Linked DNA regions of Homo sapiens: all the other regions are linked to region 4. Evidence: chromatin contacts called from ENCODE Hi-C or POLR2A ChIA-PET data. All regions are on one chromosome and are shown on one strand. Each heading gives the region's core, a stretch centred on a gene start or an enhancer-like site at or near the end of the contact. The rest is flanking DNA. Distances are from core to core; before and after follow the strand shown. Region 1 holds the start of DISP2 (dispatched RND transporter family member 2). Region 2 holds the start of CHP1 (calcineurin like EF-hand protein 1). Region 3 holds the start of INO80-AS1 (INO80 antisense RNA 1). Region 4 holds the start of RMDN3 (regulator of microtubule dynamics 3).

Region 1 (2,843 bases), core at 219-2,718, 400 kb before region 4:
TTCCCTTAAAATACACTGAACTTTCCAGCCCCCTTACCTTTGTTTGCACAGGTAAGGAAGAATGCCCCCACCCCAGGTCAGGAAGGCCTTCCCTCTCTCCTACCTCCACATTTCAAAGCCCACCCTTTCTTCCAAGCCAGCTGAAGCCCCACCATCTCCAAGAAGCCTTCTCTAAGGCCTATTAGGAAGAAAGAGGTCCTTCCTTTTTGCATACTGTCCCCTTCTCAACCACCTCATGGGCCTCACCATATCTTGCCTATTGGCAGCAATTTATGGGCTGGCCCTTTATCTCTCCAACCAAACTATAAGCTATTCAGGGCAGACCCAACACTTCTACACCTCTAGATTCTTCCACCCCATTTCTTATGACCTGTGTCTTACACGGACTGGCATTGGCACACATTTTAGGGATACCTATAGTCCAAGTGTTCCTGACTCTCTCCTCAGCCCCATGTCTTCAACCAAGGCCTCTCCCTGCACAAGTAACCAGGCCCTGAACAGCCTGCTTGCTGTAAAACCCTTTCTGCCTAGTCAAATCCCACATCCAGGATCCTCTCCACTCCCAGCCCCCCAGGCTTCTCACACTGCCAATATCTATTCTAGTTCTAGACCCCTTAGCCAGGCCTGTCCACAGTCCATCATACCCAAATGTGCTCTACTCACAGCTACTCCCTGGTGGGGGAGGTGGCACTGGAGTCAGTGGCTATTGGGCACCTCCCAGTGCCCTGGAGTCAGTGGCTATTGGGCACCTCCCAGGCTGAGGTGGGGTGGGGGGGCAGCGGTGACTATAAAAAAGGATCTGGGATCACTCAATATACCCTTATAACAAACCTGCACATGTGCCCCTGAATCAAAAATTAACCTTAGCTTACTGTGATTTGTTTGCTTTATAAACCTTTTAAATTTTAAAAAAGAAAGAGAAGGAGCTGGGGATGATCTGAGCGCCTCTCTTCTTCCCCCACCTCCTTCACCAGACTGCGCACTTGAGTAACGGAGTCAGGGCTCCGCATCTAAGGGGTGCACACCCAGGTCCAAGTCGAAGTCCAGAAGGATGGGAAGAAAGACCCAACCTGATGCCTCGCCCCACTGGGGAGGGGAGGAGGGCGCTGAGCGAGCCGGGAACCTCGCAGGCCTGAAGCCGCCCGCCTCGACCCGGGGCGTCCAGCGTGGTGAAGTGCGGGCGTGGAGCTCGCCCTCTATCCGGCTGGAAGGGTCTGCGTTTTGATTTGTGAGGATCTCTGCATGTGTCGCGCTCTCTGGTTCCTTACGGGAAGGCCGAGGCCGCTAGGAAGGGTTGCACGGCCGGACTCCTAACAGCGGCTCTCTGGCCTGGCGGGAGCAGAGGGGCGCTCACATCCGCAGCCCCGGGATCTTAGAGACAGAGCGCTCCGCTCCGGCAGCGGCGCCGCGCCCATTGGCTGGGCTCCTCCTCGCCCCGCCCAGCGACCGGCCCGCTCAGAGCCTACGCATGCGCACGAGCACCCCGCCGCCGCTGCCGCCGCCACCGCCGCCGCCGCCGCCGCCGCCGCGGCTTCAGCACCAGCGCCCGGACAGCGGTGCCGCCCACGGGCATGGACGGTGACAGCAGCAGCAGCAGCGGCGGCAGCGGTCCGGCTCCCGGCCCGGGTCCGGAAGGGGAGCAACGGCCCGAGGGGGAGCCCTTGGCCCCAGACGGCGGCTCCCCGGACAGGTAGGGCGGACAGCTCCGCAGATCCGTATCACAGACCCTCCCAGACCCTCCCCGCCCCAGGTATCCCCAGTAGCCGCCATATGTTGCCCCATTCATTCCCCAGACCCTCCCGGAGCCCCTTCCCGGGGTCGCCAAGCTCCAGGCCCCCCTCGCCACGCCCTCATCCTGCCGGGTCAATTTCCTCGCTCCCTGACACCCCCTAGTGTCAGCCCCCATCGCCCTCCCCGCTTAGGGAACCTGCCCCACCCACGGCTCCTACCCCTCCTCTCAGGCCAGGACTCCCTGGCTCCTCCGGCCCCTCCTTCTAGGCCCTGCCCCTGCGTCTTCTCCGGAAGCCCCAAGCCCGCAGTAACCTCAGTCCGGGTTTCAGCGTGCCAGTGTGCATGAAGGTGTGCGTGAATCGCGGATGGGAGGCTCGCCAAGGCGGGTGTCCTGGGGAAGGCAGACATTCGGCAGGCACGTCAGGGACTGTCTTTGTCACCATCAGTCGCTTGCCTGCCCTGCATGACCCCCAGCTGTGCACGTGTGGGTTCCAGTCCCTGCATGTGGCAGCCACACTGGCTGGAGCCGCTAAGATGGGAAGGATTTGGTGCTCAGGCTGCTGGCCTGTACCACCCCTGGAGGAGCCCCATACTGGTGGGACAGGAGGGACACCTTCCTGCTGAGGGCCCAGATCTCAGCACCTCTCTTCTCCCTTCCTCCACCATATGTGTGAGGGAACAGCCCAGCTAGGTAGCAATATGGCGCAATTTCTGTGCCCTGCCTGGCTCTGCCGCCCCCAGAATCCCTCCTCTGACATGACACTGCCTCTTTCCTGCCTGGACTGAAATAAAAGGCATTCCTTGATAGCAATAGCAGAAGTGGACACATCGTCTCCAGAATACCCCAGTTAAAATGTACATTCTGTACCCCAGAGGGGGAGAAAGCCCCACAAGTAGAGAGAAATGCTTTCTTCCCTTTATTGTTAACACATTAGCCTGGATAGATTTAGCCACTCTTCAGTCTGAAAGTCACAAAGCCTTCAAGAAGGTGAGACACAGGATGGGTGTATTCACCAGTCCAGGGACCTGCCTGGGACTATGGCCTGATCAAAGATGGGGCAGTGACAGGACAGAGCGAGGACCTGGGGCCAGAAGCATCCCTAGAAGGGGCA
Region 2 (2,964 bases), core at 113-2,612, 480 kb after region 4:
GGGAAAGCCTGCTACGACAAAAATATCCTGGTACTTGGGTACTAACAGCAGTCAGAATTCGGTTCTTCCTTATCTTATACGTGTTCTAACCAAACAGGTGTGAAGGGGTAAGGCAGGTGAAGCAGTAAGAACTGGTTCACCTGAGAGTAGGCACTAATTTAACGGGTGGCTTTTACCTTTTTTTTTTTTTTTTTTTGAGACGGAGTCTTGCTCTGTCACCCAGGCTGGAGAGCAATGCCGCGATCTCGGCTCACTGCAACCTCCGCCTCCCGGGTTCAAGCGATTCTCCTGCCTCAGCCTCCCGAGTAGCTGGGATTACAGGCACGCGGCACCACACCCGGATAATTTTGTATTTTTATTAGAGATGGGGTTTCTCCATATTGGTCAGGCTGGTCTCGAACTCACGACCTCAGGTGTTCTGCCCACCTCGGCCTCCCAAAGTGCTGGGATTACAGGCGTGAGCCACCGTGCCAGGCCTACCTTTTTAATCAAAACAAACAATACACCATGAGAATAAAATGCAAAATTTCTCATTTTTAAGACAAAATAAGGAACTTCAAATAAATGGCGGACCATAAGCTAGGAATTCACTGTCCTCCATCGTTAGGGCTTTTTCCTCCGAAGGAAGTTTGGGAAATCTGGATCCTAATTTCAGCCAAGTGGTGCGTTCCTCGAACTTCAGTCTAGAACTAAAAGAAGAGGGGCTGCAATGAAGGAAGAAGTCTCGGGACGCTCCACGCCACCCGGCGGCGGTTATCAAATCACAGGCTGAAAACCTGGAGAAAGGTCCGCGACGCCGGGGACACACGCCGCAGAGGCGACGCCCGCCCGGCCCAACGTCCAGTCTCGTCTGTTTCCCGAGGAGCCAATCAGCACGCGGCCCCGAGGCCGGCTCCCCAGCGCCCCCTGCGGCCGGGAGGAGGACGGCAGCCAGGAAAGATGAAGAGCGCGTGCAGTCCCCGAAGGGTACACCCTAGGGTTCCCCCCCACGCGAAGTTTCTCTCCGCAATCCGTGCCACCTATCGAGTAGGATTCCTAGTGTTCGATTCCTGTGAGAAAAGGTAGACTACGCTGCCTGTCGCAGGTTAGTTTGTTGTAAAACTGTTGGTCAATGACGTTGCCCTTTTAATTGCGTCGTTAGCGACCGAGTGGCATCGCCCCTTTAAGGCCGGTGGCAGCTGCGGTTCCGGGGGCGGGGTCCGTCTTCAGCAGGACTTGGGCTGGAGCTGGGCTGATTCATTCGGGGCTGGAACTCGAACGCTGACGTTGGCTCCTGAGCCGGGCGCTGCCTCGCGCCTGATTGGCGGGTCCTCGGGGCCGCCCTCCCCAGCGCACCACCCCTGGGTTCCCTCCCGGGTCCGCAGTGGAAACACTGCCCTCTCCCTTCTTGACCCCTAGCCCTTCCTTCCCTCCCTCCTTCCCTCCTGTCGCCGTCTCTTCTGGCGCCGCTGCTCCCGGAGGAGCTCCCGGCACGGCGATGGGTTCTCGGGCCTCCACGTTACTGCGGGACGAAGAGCTCGAGGAGATCAAGAAGGAGACCGGCTGTGAGTTCGGGTTGGGGGTGGGAACGCCGGGCGCCTCAGGCTGGCCTCACAACCAAGGGCGGCTGTCGCTAAGGTCTGGAGCTCGGGTGCCTGTGAGGTTGGGGGGTCCTGGGCAGCCTCCAGGTTTGGGGACCGAGAGCTGGAAGACCTGTTCTTCCAGCTGCAGCTTCCTGGAGCGGGGCTCTAGCTACTGTGGGGCTGTCCTTCCCTTCAAAATCGGGACTCTTGATCACTCGTAGAGCGTCGACGCCCCCCTTTTCTGCACCCTGCCCATCAAAGTCCCCGAACTCCTTTCCTTTCTGTTGCCTCGCACCACCCTTCCCTATGAAGAGGCATCCTGAACAGTAGGTAAAGCCCGAGAAGCAAATTCAGGAACTCGAGATGGATTCTGTAGAAAATCCGTTTCTGGGTAAGGACCTAAAACCTCTGACAACTATGGGAAATTACAAACAAGTTCTTGTCACAAATTGGGAAAACCACCCAGAAAGCAAGACCGTGTAGTAAGGCTTTGGGAGACATGACCCGATGCCTGGAGACCTTTAAACAATCAGGGGTCTGGGATTGTGAGACTTCTTTCAATCTGAACTTCTAGAGAAAAAACACGGATACTGTGACCACCAGTTTTTTACTTACACGACGATACTTGCTGTCCTAATCTCATATATGTATTGATTTCTACTATGCTGGTGTACTTTTTTATTCGCTATTGAAATTGGATGTGCTCCAAAAATCTCCGTGTGAATTTGTACTAGGAACTGATTTTTTTTTTTTTTTTTTTTGAAACGGAGTCTCCCTCTGTCAACCAGGCTGGAGTGCAGTGGCGTGATCTCGGCACACTGCAACTTCCGCCTCCCAGGTTCAAGCAGTTCTCCTGCCTCAGCCTCCCAGGTAGCTGGGAGTACAGGTGCCTGCCACCACGCTTGGCTAATTTTTGTATTTTTGGTAGAGATGGGGTTTCACTATGTTGGCCCGGCTGGCCTCGAACTCCTGACCTCAAGTGATCCACCCACCTCGGCCTCCCAAAGTGCTGGGATTACAGGTGTGAGCCACCGTGCCCTGCAGAACTGATTTTTTTTTTTATAGTCCAGTCTCTTCCTCATTAGTCTGAACAAAGGAGCAAAAGGACTCGGGATTCTGAAGCGCTGTAAAATACCATCATAACTTTGAATAGTCCTTGATAATGCAATGTATGATACAATTGTATTGATGCATACAATATTTTATCTTTTCAGTAAACCTTTATGATTCTTATTGAGTTAATGAAGGATGTAGCACCTGAGCTCTGTCTCTTCATCATACTTGTCTTTGATAATGACATGACCAGTAACTCACTCCGGCCCATATGCAGATAGTACTGAGGAGTGCTATGGGGAACTACAGAATTTTTCAGGCCTGTTTAAGTGCTGTTCTCTGCTTTGTG
Region 3 (2,948 bases), core at 115-2,614, 260 kb after region 4:
GAGAACTAATCCTAAATCTTGTTTTCCATACATAATTTTAGATTCCTAGGCTGTGACCTACTTTAAAATTAAGAAATGTCTTCCCTAGTAAAAGGATGTAAGGGGTGTTCTATTTCACTGGTGTAGGGCAGGGGGCAGAAGTCCTTCACATACTCCCCATGCCAGGAGCTAACTCTGCTCCCTTTATAGATTGTAAAATCAAAAAAAGGAGTTTTGGGGGCTGCGTGTGGTGGCTCATGCCTGTAATCCCAACTCTTTGAGAGGCTGAGGTGGGTGGATCACTTGAGGCCAGGAGTTCAAGACCAGCCTGGCTAACATGGCGAAACCCCATCTCTACTTAAAAAAAAAAAAAAAAAAAAAAAAGAGCTGAGTGTGGTGGTGCACGCCTGTAATCCCAGCTACTCGGGAGACTGGAGCAGAAGAATTCCTTGAACCTGGAAGGCAGAGGTTGCAGAGCCGAGATCGCATCACTGCACTCCAGCCTGGGTGATAGAGTGAGACTCTGTCTCAAAAAAAAAAAAAAAGGAAAAAGAAAAAAGACAAAAGGGAGTTTTGGGGCTCCCATTAAGCAGGACTAACATTAGTCATGGACATCTGATTCCTACAAATTAAATGTCAAGGTATCCTAGGTCCCCAAGATTCCCTCTCCTACCTCCAGTAGGTCTATCATCCTGGTCATCTGGGAGTAGATAAGGACCCTATGCCCTTGAGACTTGAGCCGAGTCAGCAGGACATCAAGGGCATACAGCTTTCCACTGTCAGTGATGAGGCTCTCCTTGCCTGGGGAGAAGAAAAGGGGGTGAGGGGGAACTGTATTTAATTGAAGCGACAAAATCACTCAATGCAAAGCTGTATGCAACCACAATCACTAAAACCAAGATGCTTGTCATCATGAGATCAGAAAAGTGCTCTAAAGGGAGAATGCAACGCCCTGAAAATATCACGACTCCAGGAGTGCCCTGGGAAAAAACATCCCCAAAGGGGGAAGTGCAGATTCCCTGATCACTCCCAATCAGACATGTGCTCTTAAGGCACTTAAAAGCATCCCTGCTCCACATCCTTACTCAGAGGACACCAGGTATACATGGACATCTATGGGTGACATCTATGTCAATCTGCTGTTAAGTGACCTGAAAATTTTGTTTTTTCTTTGTTCATCCTATCTCTAGATATCTGTTTCTGCTAGTTCTGAAAGCATTGAGAACGTATCCTACCTGCCTTTGGAGAAAAGTAAACAAAGAGATTTATAACCTCTCTCTTTTTTTTCCCTTTTTCAAGACAGGGTTCCACTCTGTCACCCAGGCTGGAATGCAGCAGCGCAATGACAGCTCATGGCAGCCTCGACCTCCTGGGCTCAAGTGATCCTCCCATCTCAGCCTCCTGAGTAGCTTGGACTACAAGTGAGCTATCACACCCAGTTAATTTTGTTTCTCTTTTTTTGTAGAAACAGGGTATTGCCATATTGCCTAGGCTGGTCTTGAACTCCTGGGCTCAAGGGATCCTCCCAGCTCAGCCTCCTAAAGTGCTGAGCCATGGTACCCAGCCCCCCTACCCTTTTTTTTTTTTAAACCCAAAACTAGCTCTCTTGGAGGACTGCAAATAGGTTGACTGGTAAATGTCGTTAACCCTAGTTGTATGTTAATTCAATAAAGAAAGCAGGGCTTTTCAGAAAGACTGACTTTGAGTTTCTCTGCAGTGAAGCTCCTCTCACTCACTAACTTGTGCTTTCTCTTTCCTCTTCTCACAAGAAAAGCATTTCAGCAACAGATCTTTAAAGAACACTTAACTCACAAATTTTCATCTTATCCAGTTAGTATCATTTAACTCCTATCATATTCAGGAAGTAGAGTTTCCTGTTTGCAGACTGGTCCATAAACATGCCCTGAACAATTGCTGTCATTAAGAGGGGAAGAGTTTAGGTTTAAGGGGTTGGGTAAGAGTATATGTGGAAGTGGCCATAGGACACAAAAAGGGAGAGAGAAAGAATGGAGATATTATATAGACAACTAACAACTAAAAGAAAAACACAATGTTCCTCCTCAGTTTCTGGGTTTGAACCTATGGCTTTTCTTCAGAACCACAGTCTGACCGTTGACAGCAATCCAAAAGTTCTCAACAGTCATTCTCTGTTCTTGCCACAATTTGCCAAATGCACAATTATTGTATACAAGGAACAAGAACGGATGTGCTGACAGCACCATAACAAATCATCAGCCACTCTGTTTTTGCTACAAAGCCACAGGTCCTGGCTGTTTACTCCCTCTGCACTGCAGCCTGCCATTTCCCACCTTCAGAATGCTGCCAGGCCATGTCTCCTTCCACCACCCGCTCCCTGAAGCTGTGGCACACACCTTTGTTCAGTCTCTTTGTTTGGTCCTGTTTAGATTATTGAAATGCTCTTCTTTTTGTTGGTCTCCTTACCAACACAATCAAATGACTGCAGCTGGGACAGAATTGACTGCTAAGCCCTCTCCCTGGCACCAGACAAGGAGTACTGTATAAATTCCAAGTCTGAGCAGGCAGCAAAGCTTTCATAACAACTTTTAAGGTTTTATTCTTACCACAATTACCCTTCTCCAGTAATTGAATTCCCTAAGGTCTCTCAATTTTGATAGCTCCTAAACATTCACCACAGAGCTACCAATCAGCTTTAGACATACTTCTTTCCGTTCTCATTAAAAGCACAAGGTGAAAAAAAAAAAGACCACATATTTTTCAGCCCTTGAGTGAGGGTGGGCAAGCTAAGTTCGTAAGATTTCTGTAGCCTGCTTATCTTCTTTCTCCATTTAGATATACTCTCTTAGCACAAATGTTAATGCATATAAAAATTTGTTTTATGTCTGAATTTTGAGAAACTTCAATTATTTCAAAATCATGATTCAATGGTTTTCAAACAGTCCTGCCTCCCACATCTACTTTACTTTGCTAATCAGAATGAACTGTTCCTA
Region 4 (2,722 bases), core at 20-2,519:
CACACCTCACCCAACACTAAGCAAGTGCCTTTAATACCCACATAGCACTATTGTGGCCAGAACTAAAAGTGAAAGTTAAACAGTCTTTTTGAAATATACTTTCTTGTGAGTACAGGCGAAAGAGTAGAGAAAACCACGACTGCTTTTTTTTTTTTTTTTTTTTTGAGACAGAGTCCCACTCTGTCACCCAGGCTGGAGTGCAGTGGCGCAACCTCAGCTCACTGCGGCCTCCGCCTACCAGGTTCAAGCGATTCTCGTGCCTCAGCCTCCCCAGTAGCTGGGACTACAGGCCGCGCCACCACGCCCGGCTAATTTTTGTATTTTTAGTAGAGATGGGGTTTCACCATGTTGACATCTGGTTGAACGTTGGCCAGGCTGGTCTTGAACTCCTGACCTCAGGTGATCCGCCCGCCTCGGCCTCCCAAAGTGCTGGGATTACAGGCGTGAGCCACCGCGCCCAGCCCGACGACTGCTTTTTCAACAAGCTTCCAAAAAAGTGAAACCCTAAAGCACTTCTCTCCGTTACCCTGTCCCACAGTCTCCACCGAAAGCAGCCCAGACCTCAGGCCCATTAGTCTGCAGTGACCGCGGTCTCAGGAGACGGGCTCCTACCGTGGCGTCCGGGATCTGAAGTCTGCGTATAGTCCAGGGAGTTGGGCAGGCTCTGGCTGCGGCCATGACGCTGGGTCCGTTTCCATCGCTGGCTGTAAAGGAGGCACAGGAATCCAAGGCCGGCGGCGGTACCCAGCAACAGTCCCAGCCCGGCACGGGCACCACCCAGGGCTCCCAGTCTAGACATGCTGCACCTGCGGCCAGCAGAAGTCACCGGGAGCAGGCAGGCGGGCGGGCGGGCGGGGGTAAGGAGAGAGAGAGATTCGTGAACCCGGTAAACCCACCCTCAAGGCTGAACCCCGGCAGGTATCCCCTTGCCCAAACCCTGAGCTCTCGACTACGTGCACCCCAGTCTGAACCCTAAGGCTTCCTCCAGCCTCCTGGGCCCCACTGCCTCTCTTCTCACCCAGCCTGGACGTAGCCGCCCCTCCAGTACACCCCCCGACCCGGGTCACAGAGTCCGGCTTCTGGGCCTTCAACCCCCACCTCAGCCTCACGACACTGCAGACCACAAACCCGGCGCCCTGGCTGCAAACTCCTGGCCTTCCGCCGCGGCCCCCGAAGGCGCTCTGGCCTGGCAGGAGATCCACTCAGACCCTTACCCGGCCGCCAGCCACCATGGCAGCAGCCGCCGCGGGCTCACGCTGTCAGTGACCGTGACGTCAGGCAGGCGGCGCCAGGTGCTCGGCGCCCTGCGGGAAGGCGCAGAGAGATGACCGCGCCGGCCCCGCCCCTTGTCTGTTTCCCTCAGGGGCGGGGCCACGGGCGCCGCCGGAGGGGCGGAGTCAGCACAGAGCGCGAAAGGAAAGCAAGAAGGGGCCCAAGACAGGGGAAAGGCGGGAAGGCAGGGAGACTTCTTGGGCGGACGCTCGCGCAGTCACCCTCACCGTCCGGCAGCCAGGCCTCCATTTCCCTCCGGTCACACCGGCTTAACTTGCTGCTCCCGGAATACGCTCAGCATATTCACACTTTCTACCTGCGCTTCTGCCTGGACCTCCCCTCTGTACCTGGAAAACGTCACGCTCTCCCCACATTTTATTTTTATTTTTATTTTGTAGAGACTGGGTCCCGCTCTCCTGGTCTCTCAAAGTGCGATCCGCCCGCCTCGGGCTCCCAAAGTGCGTGAGCCGCCGCACCCGGCCATAAATCTTAAACCTAACGTGCTGTCTTATAATTCTGTTTTACTCTTGTAATTGTATGCAACTTCTTATAATTGTGGCAACTAAAAAGACCGATTTTATGGACTATGATAACAATTTTATTGTGAACATTTCTTAAGAGTTAAAATTTAGTTTAGTGAAAGAAATATCTAGGCCAGTCCTCCCAATACCCTTGACTAGATCTTATATTTATTTACCCTTTAATTGTGAGATATTGTATACATATAAGAATACAGGAGGCCGGCCGTGGTGGCACGTGACTGTAGTCACAGATACTCTGGGGGCTGAGATGGGAGGATCACTTGAGCCCAGGTCGTCGAGGCTGCAGTGAGCCATGATCACTCTGGGCAACAGAAGTCAGGATATCGAGGCCACCCAGGCCAACCTGGCGAAACTCCGTCTCTACTAAAAGTACAAAAATTAGCTGGGCATGGTGGTGCACGCCTGTAATCCCAGCTACTCGGGAGGCTGAGGCAGGAGAATTGCTTGAACCCAGGAGGCAGAGGTTGCAGTGAGCCGAGATCTCGCCACTGTACTCCAGCTTGGGCAACAGAGTGAGGCCTCCTCTCAAAACAAATAAACAAAAACAACAACAACAAAAAATATATTTATATATATATAAAGTATATATATATATATACACTTTATTTTGGAGGAAATAAAAATTTCCTCTGGAAACCTTCCCAGATCACCACCTTGGTGAAATTAAGCTTTTCACCCTGCTTTGCTCCTGTGGCTCTATTGCCTCCATTATACTTTTTTTTTTTTTTTAGACGGAGTTTCGCTCTTTTCGCCCATGCTGGAATGCAGTGGTGCGATCTCGGCTCACTGCAACCTCCTCCCCCGCCCCTGGGTTCAAGCAATTCTCCTGCCTCAGCCTCCGGAGTAGCTGGAATTACAGGCTTGCACCCCCACGCCTGGCTACTTTTTGTATTTTCAGTAGATACCGG

The links. A loop is a pair of places that touch in the nucleus more often than their neighbours do. ChIA-PET counts read pairs that join two places held with the same protein, here RNA polymerase II (POLR2A). Pooled maps may share reads with other maps.
Region 1: a loop to region 4 is called in a pooled map, with 4 times the contacts of the local background. The contact joins the promoter of DISP2 here to the promoter of RMDN3 in region 4. A Hi-C loop is called at or near these places in 4 of 50 pooled maps. POLR2A ChIA-PET finds 5 or more read pairs at or near these places in 2 of 52 experiments (B cell and WTC11).
Region 2: a map of ascending aorta shows a loop between it and region 4 (4-fold over the local background). The contact joins the promoter of CHP1 here to the promoter of RMDN3 in region 4. A Hi-C loop is called at or near these places in 2 of 168 maps with a recorded cell type or tissue (ascending aorta and naive thymus-derived CD4-positive, alpha-beta T cell), 3 of 37 single-sample maps with no recorded cell type and 13 of 50 pooled maps. POLR2A ChIA-PET finds 5 or more read pairs at or near these places in 4 of 52 experiments (AG04450, GM12878, MCF 10A and 1 more).
Region 3: a loop to region 4 is called in a map of gastrocnemius medialis, with 2.2 times the contacts of the local background. The contact joins the promoter of INO80-AS1 here to the promoter of RMDN3 in region 4. A Hi-C loop is called at or near these places in 1 of 168 maps with a recorded cell type or tissue (gastrocnemius medialis) and 3 of 50 pooled maps. POLR2A ChIA-PET finds 5 or more read pairs at or near these places in 5 of 52 experiments (A673, IMR-90, OCI-LY7 and 1 more).

Annotation. Positions count from the first base shown.
Region 1 is chr15:40,356,751-40,359,593 of GRCh38, forward strand. DISP2 (dispatched RND transporter family member 2) reads left to right here and starts at 1,469. Exons shown (of 8, transcript NM_033510.3): 1 at 1,469-1,690. The coding sequence starts at 1,572. RefSeq lists a silencer at 1,390-1,649.
Region 2 is chr15:41,229,906-41,232,869 of GRCh38, forward strand. It overlaps CHP1 (calcineurin like EF-hand protein 1), which reads left to right and starts at 1,363. Exons shown (of 7, transcript NM_007236.5): 1 at 1,363-1,544. The coding sequence starts at 1,478. It overlaps EXD1 (exonuclease 3'-5' domain containing 1), which reads right to left and starts at 852. Exons shown (of 12, transcript NM_001286441.2): 1 at 574-852. RefSeq lists a silencer at 877-936 and enhancers at 1,057-1,126, 1,147-1,206.
Region 3 is chr15:41,015,436-41,018,383 of GRCh38, forward strand. It overlaps INO80-AS1 (INO80 antisense RNA 1), which reads left to right and starts at 1,365. Exons shown (of 5, transcript NR_170322.1): 1 at 1,365-1,400. INO80 (INO80 complex ATPase subunit) reads right to left here. Exons shown (of 36, transcript NM_017553.3): 27 at 653-780.
Region 4 is chr15:40,753,985-40,756,706 of GRCh38, forward strand. It overlaps RMDN3 (regulator of microtubule dynamics 3), which reads right to left and starts at 1,270. Exons shown (of 13, transcript NM_018145.3): 1 at 1,099-1,270; 2 at 613-806. The coding sequence starts at 799. RefSeq lists a silencer at 661-875 and enhancers at 991-1,200, 1,411-1,530, 1,621-1,730.